Regions from separate parts of the Homo sapiens genome. Here region 1 is linked to region 2. Evidence: chromatin contacts called from ENCODE Hi-C or POLR2A ChIA-PET data. All regions are on one chromosome and are shown on one strand. Each heading gives the region's core, a stretch centred on a gene start or an enhancer-like site at or near the end of the contact. The rest is flanking DNA. Distances are from core to core; before and after follow the strand shown. Region 1 has its middle 51 kb from the start of PHLPP1. Region 2 overlaps PHLPP1 (PH domain and leucine rich repeat protein phosphatase 1).

Region 1 (6,321 bases), core at 1,698-4,197, 320 kb before region 2:
TCTGTACTGAACATGTACAGATTTTATTCCTTGTCATTATTCCCTAAACAATACAGTATAGCAAATATTTACATAGTACATCCATTGTTTTAGGTATCATAAGTAATCTAGAGATGATTTAAAGTATAGGAGAAGATGTAAGTTATATGCAAATTCTACAGCGTTTTATCAGGAACTTGAACATCCATGGATTTTGGTATCTGCAGGGGGTTCTGGAAATAATCCCCCATGGATACTGAGGGGCAACTGTTGTATGGCACAAAGCACTTAGGTAACCTGCTCAAGTTCACACAGCTAGAATAGTTCAAATAGAATGAATGGTTAATAGTGTAAATAGAATAGAATGGTTCAAAGCCAGGATTTGAACCAAGGATGACCTTCTCTAGTCTTTGCTCTTATAAATGCACTATAGCACTTTGGGAGGCTGAAGTCGGCAGATCACCTGAGGTCAGGAGTTCAAGACCAGCCTGGACAACATGGTGAAACCCCGTCTACTCAAAATACAAAAATTAGCCAGGCCTGGTGGCGCGCACCTGTAATCCCAGCTACTCAAGAGGTTGAGGCAGGAGAATTGCTTAAGCTCAGGAGGCAGAGGTTGCAGTGAGCCAAGATTGTGCCACTGCACTTCAGCCTGGGCAAAAGAGCAAGACTTCGTCTCAAATAAATAAATAAAAAACAAATGCAATATAGATAATAATAATTGAATTTATTTATCACCCTACAATTTCAAGAGCATTTTCACCTGATCTCATTGATTTTACAGTCCCATTTTACAGTTGAGAACGCTGAAAGCCCATTTGACTTATCCGAGATCTGCAGTTTACCTTACTGTTTTACCTAGCGATAACACTGATGCGCTTTGTTTTTAAGGTTTATAGTACTTTGCAGCCCTAAGCTCAGCCCTTTCACTGGTTCATTTTGATGATTATGAAAATTCATTTCCATAGGATGCCAAGAAGAGGAGGCATTATAAAAGCAATAGACATATTCAAGAGCAGATTGTGAATTGTTGGTTAAAACTCAGAAGGTATTTTCCCATAAAAATAATGTGAGTCATGGTCAGTAGGTGTGTAGGCTAGCCCACAAATGCTAGGATGTTCCTTAGTGTTACCACAGTAACTGCAGCTCTCCAGGGCCTGGGGTGGAGAGGAATTTAGGTACAAGGGAGGACCCAGTGGTGGCGGCAGCCCCTCCCACTGGAGGGCGAAAGCCTGGAGGTGGAGGGAGCCTGGAAGGGGGCTGAGGAAAGGTCAAGGATCAGTTGAGTGTTTGTAAAGTGCGGACCTGCCTGGCATGGTTTTGTTTTCCTTTTTTTTTTTTTTTTTTTTTGAGATGGACTTTCACTCTGTCGCCCGGCTGGAGTGCAGTGGCACGATCTCGGCTCACTGCAACCTCTGCCTCCCAGGTTCAAGCAATTCTCCTGCCTCAGCCTCCCGAGTAGCTGGGACTACAGGCACACACCACCACGCCCAGCCAATTTTTGTATTTTTAGTAGAGGAGATGGGCTTTCACCATATTGTCCAGAATGATCTCGATCTCTTGACCTCATTATCTGCCTGCCTCAGCCTCCCAAAGTGCTGGGATTACAGGTGTGAGCCACCACTCCCAGCACATTTGCCATTTAATCAAAGAGATTTCCTGGAATAACAGACACTCTACATCTAAGGAACGTGATGGGAAACTTAGATTCTACACTTAACAACGTGGAGAGAGTTGAAGAGCAGGCCCAAGGCCAGCTGAGAGTCATTTACAGAGGGAACATCATGTCTAAATAAAGCCGATTTCCCCAAGGAATATGGAGACCTTTCCCTCCAATCATTAGGTCCCTAGCTTGACTGTTTTGTTTTTGTTTTGTTTGTTTGTTTTTAGAGAAGGAGTCTCACTCTGTGGCCCAGGCTGGAGTGCAGTAGTGTGATCTTAGCTCACTGCAACCTCCGCCTCCCAGGTTCAAGTGATTCTCCTGCCTTAGCCTCCAGAGTAGCTAGGATTACAGGCATGTGCCACCACACCCAGCTAATTTTTATTTTTTTGTATTTTTAGTAGAGATGGGGTTTCATCATGTTGGCCAGCCGGGTCTTAAACTCCTGACCTCAAGTGATCTGCCTGCCTCAGCCTCCCAACGTCCTGGGATTACAGGCATGAGCCACTGGGCCTGGTCCCCTGGCTTTACTGTTAACCTACAGACTTTGTGCAGTTAGAGGGTTTCTCTATCCCAGGGTGACATTAGAATCTCATATTTGGAGTAAATGGAATCAGTCATTTGTAATAAAGACTTCCGAGTTTTACCTGCTTCCAAAATTGGGATCTTGCCAGCTAGATCCAGGATGGAAGCTGGGTGTGATCATGTTTTCATTGATTAATTATAATAATTAATCCCATTTTAATCACTCATTTAATCATTCATCTATCTCCTCCAATCATTCTAAAAATTAGGAGGTGACTGGAAGTGTTTTTATTTGTTGGGTTTTTTATTTGGAGTCCATGATTTTCCTGAATGTTCTACAATTGTAAAAGAGTAAACATTTCTAGGCAGAAAGCTGGTTTTTCTTGTTGCCAGTACTCAGGATTTGTTTTGTTTACTGTTGTATTTTTTCCTGAGAGAAATTAAACAGGTCTTACAACCCAACCTGCCTTCTGGCCACAAAGCCTCCCTCCTGTATATTCGCAGAGCGGATCTGATAAGGGAACTGCCATCTTAAATTCTAGAAGCTTCTTGATGACTTGACCAGAAGCCAAGCCAGGGCCTGCAGTTAAGCACAGCCTTCAGGGCCTTGAAGCTGCCATGTGGGGAGACTGGAGTACCTTTTACAGTTTTCAAATAAGCAAAACCCACTCGAGAGATTTTTTTTATTTTGAGCTTAAAATAAACAGAAAAACAGTTGCAATTTGAATCATCAGCGCCTTGCTCAGCAGCCAGTTTAACTGAAGTCTCCATGGAGCTGCCCCAAGGGCAGAAGCCTCTCCCTTAAGATAACACTACTCGGTGATGAGTCATTTTGGGGTCCAGGACATTCATCAGTCCTTGAAATGACACCATAAGTAATAGCTGTATGGCTGCCCAGAGTGAGATAACTTCTTAGGACCAAATGCCTTGCTCAAGCATTTTGCAGAGACTGGGAGGTGGGATGCAGGGTGTTATTAAGGACAGGGAAGCTTGTTGTCTACTGCCTGGAGGGTAAACTGAGCCTGAGCCCTTGGACTGCCAGGAGATGGCCAGCCGCACAGTGCATCAGGCTGACAGCCAGGTCCTTTCTGCAAGGCTATTCCCGGGCCTTCTTTCCTGTGTTCATTAGCGCAGATGAGCATACGTTTGGAGAAATGTGTCATTAGGTGATTTTGTTGTGTAAACAACACAGCGAGCACGTACACAAGGCTAGATGGCATAGCCTACTGCACACTTAGGCTGGATGGTCTAGTCTATTGCTCCTAGGCAACAAGCCTCTATAGCATGTCATTGAGTACTGTAGGCAACTGTAATGCAATGCTAAGTATTTGTGTGTCTGAATGCAGAAAAAGTATAGTAAAAATAGAGTATTATAATTTTCTGGGACCACTGTTGTATATTCAGTTCATCATTGATTGAAATGTTATATGGCACATAATGTTTAGATTTCTTTATCTAAACATTTATTTTTTGTTATTTTTTAAATTAATTAATTTATTTTTTCTTGAGATGAAGTTACACTGTATTGCCCAGGCTGGAGTGCAGTGGCACGATCTCGGCTCACTGCAACCTCTGCCTCCCAGGTTCAAGCGATTATCCTGCTTTAGCCTCCTGAGTAGCTGGGATTACAGGCACACGCCACCACGTCCAGCTAATTTTTGCATTTTTGTAGAGATGGGGTTTTACCATGTTGGCCAGGCTGGTCTTGAACTCCTGAGCTCAGGTGATCCACCTGCCTTGGCCTCCCAAAGTGCTGGGATTACAGGCATGAGCCAACGCGCCCGGCCCTAAACATTTTTATACAATAGTATACCCACCTCTCCAAATGTTTTTATCAGGATTTTGAGTTGGAAAATCTTTTTTTCCTCACTCTCCTAAACCATCACCATTATTTTCCATCAAGATGCCTAACATTGATTCAGTTAGGCCTCTGCAACTCAGGAAATTACTGAAATTACAAAAGGACTGTAACACACACCAGAATTAACCTGCCCTCAAGAAATTATTCTTAAAATGTGCATAGCTTTGACAGTCCAAACTGTACAATAAGCTGAATATGGTATGGAAATATTAAAGTATGCAGAGTTGGCCGGGCGTGGTGGCTCATGTCTGTAATCCCAGCACTTTGGGAGGCCAAGATGGGCGGATCACCTGAGGTCAGGAGTTCGAGGCCAGCCTGGCCAATATGGTGAAACCCCCATCTCTACTAAAAATACAAAAATTAGCTGGGTAGGGTGGCGGGCACCTGTAATCCCAGCTACTTGGGAGGCTCAGACAGGAGAATTGCTTGAACCTGGGAGGCAGAGGTTGCAGTGAGCCAAGATTGTGCCGCTACACTCCAGCCTGGATGACAGAGCAAAAACTACTTCTCAAAATAAATAAATAAATAAATAAATGCAGGATGATCTCATCTCCAGATTCTTAATTACAACTACAAAAACCTGATTTTCAAATAAGATCACATTTGAGTTAGCACTTGAACATCGGTTTTGTGGGGCCACCATTCAACCTATGACAGTGAACAAGCCAGCGTCTTGCTTTTCCTTGTCCTGAGCAGTGGACAATCTCGGCACCCTTCCGCAGTGCTCATCTGCCTTCGTGTATCTAGACCAGAGACTTCCAATCGTTTTGGTCTGTTCTCTCACAGGAGTCACTCTATGGCACTTTGTTGAGCCTTGGAACTACTTCACTTATCATTTGTCTCCCCCCAGATTAGAAGAATGTCTTTTCTGGAGAAGAAAGCTCGGCATGACAAAGCACACGGTGGCTCACAGCTCTGTTGAAAATAGAGTTGGAAAGACGTTTAGTAAATTCGTGCTTTCAGAAGATTCTAATAAAGCAAGGCAAACCAAGTTAATGCTGGGGCAATAGCGTCTTCTATTGCCTTCAGCCTTCCCTGAAGAATTAGATTTCTTCAGGGAATTGGAGTTGTAAACCAAAGAGAGCCTCCTATCTGCTAAGGTGTTAGTTAAGAATTATTCAACCTTGGCACTTTCCAGTTTGAGCAAATAAACCCAGATTCTTCCCTGATGTTTAATAGAAGGGCCTTAAGAGTATTAGAGTCAGGCAGATGTGGGCTGGAATCTAGGCTCTGCCACTGTATAACCTGAAATAAGTTACTTAATCTCACCTAGTCTCATTTTCTGTATCTGTAAATTTGAGCTGATAATAGAATTATTACTTCATAGGATCACTGACATAGTTAAATGAGATAATGCAGATAATATACTAAGCAGAGTATGTGGCATATAGTCAAGTTCTTTGTGTTCCTATCTTCTACCATACCCACTCAGTGACTTTATTTATTTATTTATTTATTTATTGACACAGAGTCTCGCTTTGTTGCCCAGGTTGGAGTGCAATGGCGCGATCTCGGCTCACTGCAACCTCCACCTCCTGGGCTCAAGTAATCCTCCTGCTTCAGCCTCCTGGGTAGCTAGGATTACAGGCGCCTGCCACCATGCTCAGCTAATTTTTTGTATTTTTAGTAGAGATGGGGTTTCACCAGGTTGGCCAGACTGGTCTCGAGCTCCTGACCTCAAGTGATCCACCTGTCTCGGCCTCCCAAAGTGTTGGGATTACAGGCATGAGCCACCACACCCAACTGTGATTTCTTAAAGCATGAATTTACTAAGCATCTTTCCAACTTATTTTCAAGAGCACTTTATAACATAATATTTTTGTTGTTATTAATATTACTATCAGTACTATGATTATTATAGCAGCAGTGAGACTTTATGGTAACACAAGTACACCAACCAATTTTTTTTTGAGACAAATGTCACTCGTCGCCCAGGCCAGAGTGCAGTGGCACAATCACGGCTCACTGCAGCCTCAACCAATCAAGCGATCCCTCCACCTCAGCCTCCCTAGTAGCTGGGACTACAGGCATGTGCCACTATCCCCAGCTAATTTTTTCTTGATTTTTTTGTAAAGACAAAGTCTCACTATATTGCCCAGGCTGGTCTTAAACTCACTGGCTCAAGCAATCCTTCCATCTCAGCCTCTCAAAGTGCTGGGATTACAGGCACAAGCCACCACTCTCAGTCTAATAAAACTAATTTTTGTCTACACCTTTTGTCAGAGGTTGGAAGTGGCTTGTTTGCATTATTTTTGGTCTCCACTGCAATTATACCACCATCATCTTCTAAAAATCT
Region 2 (5,986 bases), core at 1,445-3,944:
GCCTGCCTCACAACTCACCCTCACTTCACTGAATGAGGAGGCTGAGCAGCTGCAGTGTTTCTGTCCGGAGGAAATGGATCTTAGGCCACTGGACAAGAACCTGCACCCAAGGGCCCTGAACCCATTTTCCTCCCCTGTCCCAGCCTTCCCACTTTGACAGACACTTTTAACTGTGTTCCTTACTGCTGCCACAATCAGCATGGTTGTATAGTGCCCCATTAGGCCATTTACATACCCAGAGTTATACTCAAGCAGAATGCACAAATGGACATGTCATAATTTTTGTTACAATAAATATGAAATTTACAAGTATTTACAAGTATCTGCTTTTGTCTCAGCAGCCAGATGTTTCTTGGAGACAGTCACACTAGCTTGCGTTTAGAAAGAATGGATGGAATATTGGGGTTATCAGATATTTCTGATTTTTTTTTTAAGAGAAAAACATCCAGTAAGTTAACCTACATTGAATGAAATGTGAAATTAACCAAATGGTAAGCAGTATAATTAGCTGATCTTACAGCTTTTCTTTTCTTTTCTTTTCTTTTTTTTTTTTTTTTGAAATGGAGTCTCGCTCTGTCTCCCAGGCTGGAGTGCAGTGGTGTGTTCTCTGCCCACTGCAACCTCCGCCTCCCGGGTTCAAGTGATTCTCCTGCCTCAGCCTCTGAATAGCTGGCATTACAGGCACCCGCCACCATGCCCAGCCAATTTTTGTATTTTTAGTAAAGATGGGGTTTCACCATGTTGGCCAGGCTGGTCTCATACTCCTAACCTCAAGTGATCTGCCCACCTCAGCCTCCCAAAGTGCTAGGATTACAGGTGTGAGCCACTGTGCCAGGCCTGATCTTACAGCTTTTCTATTTCTTCTTATGACTTAGGGTAAGATGTTTGGGTACTTCTTAGGGAAGATGTGAGAAGGGGGATAGACAGAGGTTGCATAGATAGGGGAGATCCCTGGACAACTTTACTCTCACGAAGCGAAGTTTTCAGTTTTCCTGGGGGGCCTGTAGCTCACATAAGCAGGTTAACCTGCCTCTTACTTGGACAGGGTCAATCAAGCTGGTTGGCTTGCCTTCCACCACCAGCAGGAATCGTGTAGGTGCAGCGGTGTGTACTTAAGAAAGCCAGTATTCCCAGCTACTAGTCAACTGCATTTACAGACAGGGACCTCCGCCTTCACCTCGCCCCCACCCTACACGTGTGAACCTTGTGTGGAAGATACTGTTGGTCTTCATCTCACATGGACCACCTTCCTATGTAGACCTGGCTTCCTTCTTTAGGTCTGCCCTTGGGTGGGACCTGGCTAATTCAGTGACAGGGCAGTTCTTATTTCTTAACTAGTAGACTTGGTGGTGGGCTCTGTGTCCCCCTCTAGGAGGCCGCTGGGTGGACTTTGTTTTCGTAATGGCCGTACTTCATTTCCACATCAGGCTACTTGCACACAGTGCTCTTTGGAAACCACTAAAGCCATGGAAGAGAATTGCCTCATCTCGGCCCAGTGAGAGACCCAGGGACCAAGGAAGCTGACTCCCCAGTACAGGCGGAGCGCTCTGGCTGAGACTGGAAGCTAAACCACCTTGGGACCCCTGCCCCGGTTCCACTTCCCAGCCCCTTACCTTGTCCCTCGGGCTGCCCCACTGGGTTGAAGCAGATGTGGACAACTCCAAGCTCTCACACCGACGCCTTAGTTCCTGCAGGTCTGGGCTGCTTCTCTGACTTCCTCAGTTCTTAAACCCCCTCTGGGCAGGGTTCACCTGTCCCCGGGGGTGGAGCACACCCCGGCCTTGTATGTGGATCTCTTCCACCGCAGCTCACTTCCAGAGTGGTCAGAACTGGCTGAGCGTGGTCCACGGAGGCAGCAATCGCTTCCAGATTCTAAAATGGGCCCCACAGCAACTCTGTGCCAGGGGCAGCCACTGGGCCCCACAAGCTCTGATGCAGGGACACCTCATTTCCTAACTTCTGTGTCTGCTGCAGGAGAAAGGGGTATGAGACTTGGAATTGCTTTTTTCCTGAGTCCTCCAGTTTATTTGTGCTTGCTGCTGGGTTTATTGTCTCTTTTCGGTCCCATTGTGCACATACTACATGTAAGGCACCTTGGAGTGAGACTGCCCTTTGGAGGCTTGGGGTAAGTAGGGCATTTAGATGAAAAGGTAATTCAGTCAAGCACATGTTGAGTGACCAAAGTGGCATAGACTTAGCTGATAGGTCTCCATGCGGTTGCATAGGAGCTGCCTCAGTTATTTCTGAGGAGTTTCTTTGCATTTCTGTTTATCCAGATAGCATCTAATAGTATATGTAGAGCTGCTTATACAACTGAAAGTGCTTTCTGAATATTAAAGTGCTTAATATTTGAAGATCCCTGAAGCCACAGTGTCTGCAGGGTAAGTATTAGGGAGAAGGGCATTCCCGCCTGCTCTATTCCCTGCTTCCTGCTGGAAATCCAGATAATTGGGAAAGGGCTTTGAGGGGAGAGAAAGGAAGAAATGAAACGGGAAGCGGAGAGCTGTGGTGAGCCTTGCTAGGAGAAGAACCCCTGATCGAGGACCCTAGAAACTGTTTGGTGTTGGATCCAGCGCATGCTGCCCGCCCTGTGCTGCCCTCAAGCTTCCTGCCCTTCGCTCCTGCTCCCGAGCACTGGCTTTGATGAGAGGTAGCAGAGCCGATCTCTGGGACCCAGAAACCCCACCTGCCTGCCTTGGTTTCTCTTGATTGCTTTTGTCACAGCACCACCTGCTGGTAAGCTTAGACTTTGGGTGGAAATGGGCTTCACTCTTTATCCTTCCTTCACTTTCCCAGAAGAAACAAAGTGTTTAAGTTTCTTATCACTGTATTTTCGTAAACACATGATAGCAAACTCCTATACCACTGTCAAGTATAGCCGAGAAGCTGTGTTTCCGCTTTGTAAGACAGTAGAAGTGATGACAGCTGGTTCCTGTGATGAGCCTGATTTTCCATGGGAAATTGACATGCAGAAATATTAAGATGGATAACCAGAATCATATAGTTTTGCTGGGAGAGAAGTCTGTCTTCAATGTCCATCTAATTCCCAATTCCCCTTTCCATGGTTAAAAAAAGCAAAACACAAAGCATCTGTTAACATGTTCTGGACCTTATAGGATAACACCTGAGAGTCCCCTCACCACTGGCACTGCAGGGGAGAGAAGAAGAATTCCATTTGATCATGTGAACATTCATCAAAGGGTATTTTGAGTTCATCCCTGACATGTTATCACAAGATAGAATTTCAGGCCGGGCACGGGGGCTCATGCCTATAATCCCAGCACTTAGGGAGGCCAAGGCGGGTGGATCACTTGAGGTCAGGAGTTCGAGACCAGCCTGGCCAACATACTGAAATCTCGTCTCTACTAAAAATACAAAAATTAGCCAGGTGTAGTGGTGCATGCCTGTAATCCCAGCTACTCGGGAGGCTGAGGCAGGAGAATCGCTTGAACACAGGAGTCGGAGGTTACAATGAGCCGAGATTACGCCACTGCATTCCAGCCTGGAATGCAGAGACTGGAACAGCCTGGCGACAGAGACTCTGTCTCAAAAAAAATTTTTTTTTCTTTTATTATCATACTTTAAGTTCTAGGGTACATGTGCACAACGTGCAGGTTTGTTACATATATATACATGTGCCATGTTGGTGTGCTGCACCCATTAACTCGTCATTTACATTAGGTATATCTCCTAATGCTATCCCTCCCCGCTCCCCCACGCCACAACAGGCCCCGGTGTGTGATGTTCCCCACCCTATGTCCAAGTGTTCTTATTGTTCAATTCCCACCTATGAGTGAGAACATGCGGTGTTTGGTTTTCTGGCCTTGTGATAGTTTGCTGAGAATGATGATTTCTAGCTTCATCCATGTCCCTGCAAAGGACATGAACTCATCCTAAAAAAAGATAGAATTTCTATAAAGTGTGGGTTTCTGGTATCTGCCTTACCTACCTCTCCAGCAATCAAATTAGGTCATGTATTTGCAGTAATTTAAATACTAAAGCCTTATGTAAGTGTAAATATTGTCATTGTTACAAATGAAGGAACTAAGGGGCGTCTGAAAGAAAATAATGAGGAATGCAGCAAAAGCACCTTTTTAAGCCAGGTATGGTACTGTGGGCCTGAAGTTAGTCCCAGCAACTTGGGAGGCTGAGGCTAGAGGATCACTTGAGCCAACGAGTTCAAGGCCAGCCTGGGCAACACAGCAAGCCCCTGACTCTTAAAAAAAAAAAAAAAAGAAAGAAAAAAGTACCTTTTTGAAAATGGGAAACTCTTAAGTCACTTATTACAATTGTTATAGAAGGAAAAGCACTGGTAATGATGGAGAAAATGGGCTTCTCTCATTTGTTGCCATTTCATTTTTCTTTCATTGCATCCCCCTAACTCACACTGTGCAAACTAGTCTATGGAAACTCTTATCTCACTATTGTCATTTATCTGTCATGAACTGATTCTTATTGCTATGTATTTGAAAGACGGCTCTAAGGTGGTTTTTTTTTTCCCCTAAGCCTCACCCCACTCAGCACCAAAATTACAACAAAGTTCCAACTTAGTACGGCGAGTCTATTGCCCTGCTCACTAAGTGAATGTAGGAATTACATCTAGCAGACAAAGCTTTGGGCTGGTGATGGAAAGCACACCCCACCGCTCACACCCTCCTGCTTCACTGTGTGCATTCATTCAACGTGTTTAGGAAACACCAGTAAAGAGCTGGCTACTTTGCATGGCTCTGCCTCACCAGCACGGGGCCCTGAGAAAATGGCTTGGTGTGGAGGTGGCTGTGCTAACCTCATGAGGGTGTGAGCCAGCCTGACGATGGCCTACGGGCCCACATGAATGGCAGAAGCCAGTGTGGAGGCCCCATATATTGTCCTGTTCCTTCTGGAAGACTAAGGTTGAACACTGCCGAGGAAATTGGCAGATGGGTCCTCAAGGCAGCCGTCCATTTTCTGGGGTGTGTGGTAGAAAGCTGGAGGCTATGCTGTCCCCAGCCCTGATGTGAGTACCCATAAACAATCATGGCATTTCTCCAGCTTCGGTTCATGAGTCCCTTCATTTTATGCCCAATCAGAAACACAGTGTTCTTCTATCCTGTGCAGAGGGGGAAGCAACAGAACACTTGGAGAATTTTCTTCCATCTGCTCATGACTGGAATTGCTCTCATTGTCATTCCTCCGCTTTTCTAAGGACAGGGAAGGAAAACTGCCTTCACTGAAATCACAGGTACTTTCTAGTCATTCAGTTTCTTAGGTCTTATTCCATTCTGGTAAGCTGGCACTTTCCCCTAATTACCAATCTTACCTATTGAGAGAAAGTTGAAATGGCAACAAAGATGGTTTTCCCAAATGCTACACCTCCAGATGTTGACTTTTCTTGAACTCATAAATAAGTGATTTGCTCTTCTGAATTTTCAAGAAAACTGCTCCACAATTAACATTCAAAGTTTCTTAAACTAGTTTTCACTTAATAGAAATTGCCTTGTAAGCCACGAATAAATCAAGCACACAAAATAAATGTATTTTATTTGCCTTATGATCTGTAATACTGTAATGCTGTAATACACCTCCTCCTAGAGCATTTCAGATGGTTAAAAATAGCTTATTTAAATGTGTCACATCCATATACACCATGGAATACTATGCAGCCATAAAAAATGATGAGTTCATGTCCTTTGTAGGGACATGGATGAAATTGGAAATCATCATTCTCAGCAAACTATCGCAAGGACAAAAAACCAAACACCGCGTATTCTCACTCATCGGTGGGAATTGAACAATGAGAACACATGGACACAGGAAGGGGAACATCACACTCTGGGGACTGTTGTGGGGTGGGGGGAGGGGGGAGGGATAGCATTAGGAGATATACCTAATGCTAAATGACGAGTTGATGGGTGCAGCACACCAGCATGGCACATGTCTACATATGTAACTAACCTGCACATTGTGCACATGTACCCTAAAACTTAAAGTATAATAATAAAAGAAG

What was found. Hi-C counts contacts between places; a loop is a spot of excess contacts on that map. ChIA-PET counts read pairs that join two places held with the same protein, here RNA polymerase II (POLR2A). Pooled maps may share reads with other maps.
Region 1: a loop to region 2 is called in a pooled map, with 2.1 times the contacts of the local background. The contact joins two enhancer-like sites. A Hi-C loop is called at or near these places in 1 of 50 pooled maps. POLR2A ChIA-PET finds 5 or more read pairs at or near these places in 2 of 52 experiments (WTC11 and activated T-cell).

What each region holds. Positions count from the first base shown.
Region 1 is chr18:62,661,209-62,667,529 of GRCh38, forward strand. No RefSeq gene overlaps it. Among named protein-coding and RNA genes, the nearest start is that of PHLPP1, 51 kb to the right of the region's middle. RefSeq lists an enhancer at 2,749-2,908. Within about 2 kb of position 2,948, at least 4 of the 41 ENCODE cell types and tissues checked have a DNase peak (open chromatin) inside an H3K27ac peak, as active enhancers do.
Region 2 is chr18:62,980,122-62,986,107 of GRCh38, forward strand. PHLPP1 (PH domain and leucine rich repeat protein phosphatase 1) reads left to right here. Exons shown (of 17, transcript NM_194449.4): 17 at 1-312. Among named protein-coding and RNA genes, the nearest start is that of PHLPP1, 270 kb to the left of the region's middle. Within about 2 kb of position 2,695, at least 2 of the 41 ENCODE cell types and tissues checked have a DNase peak (open chromatin) inside an H3K27ac peak, as active enhancers do.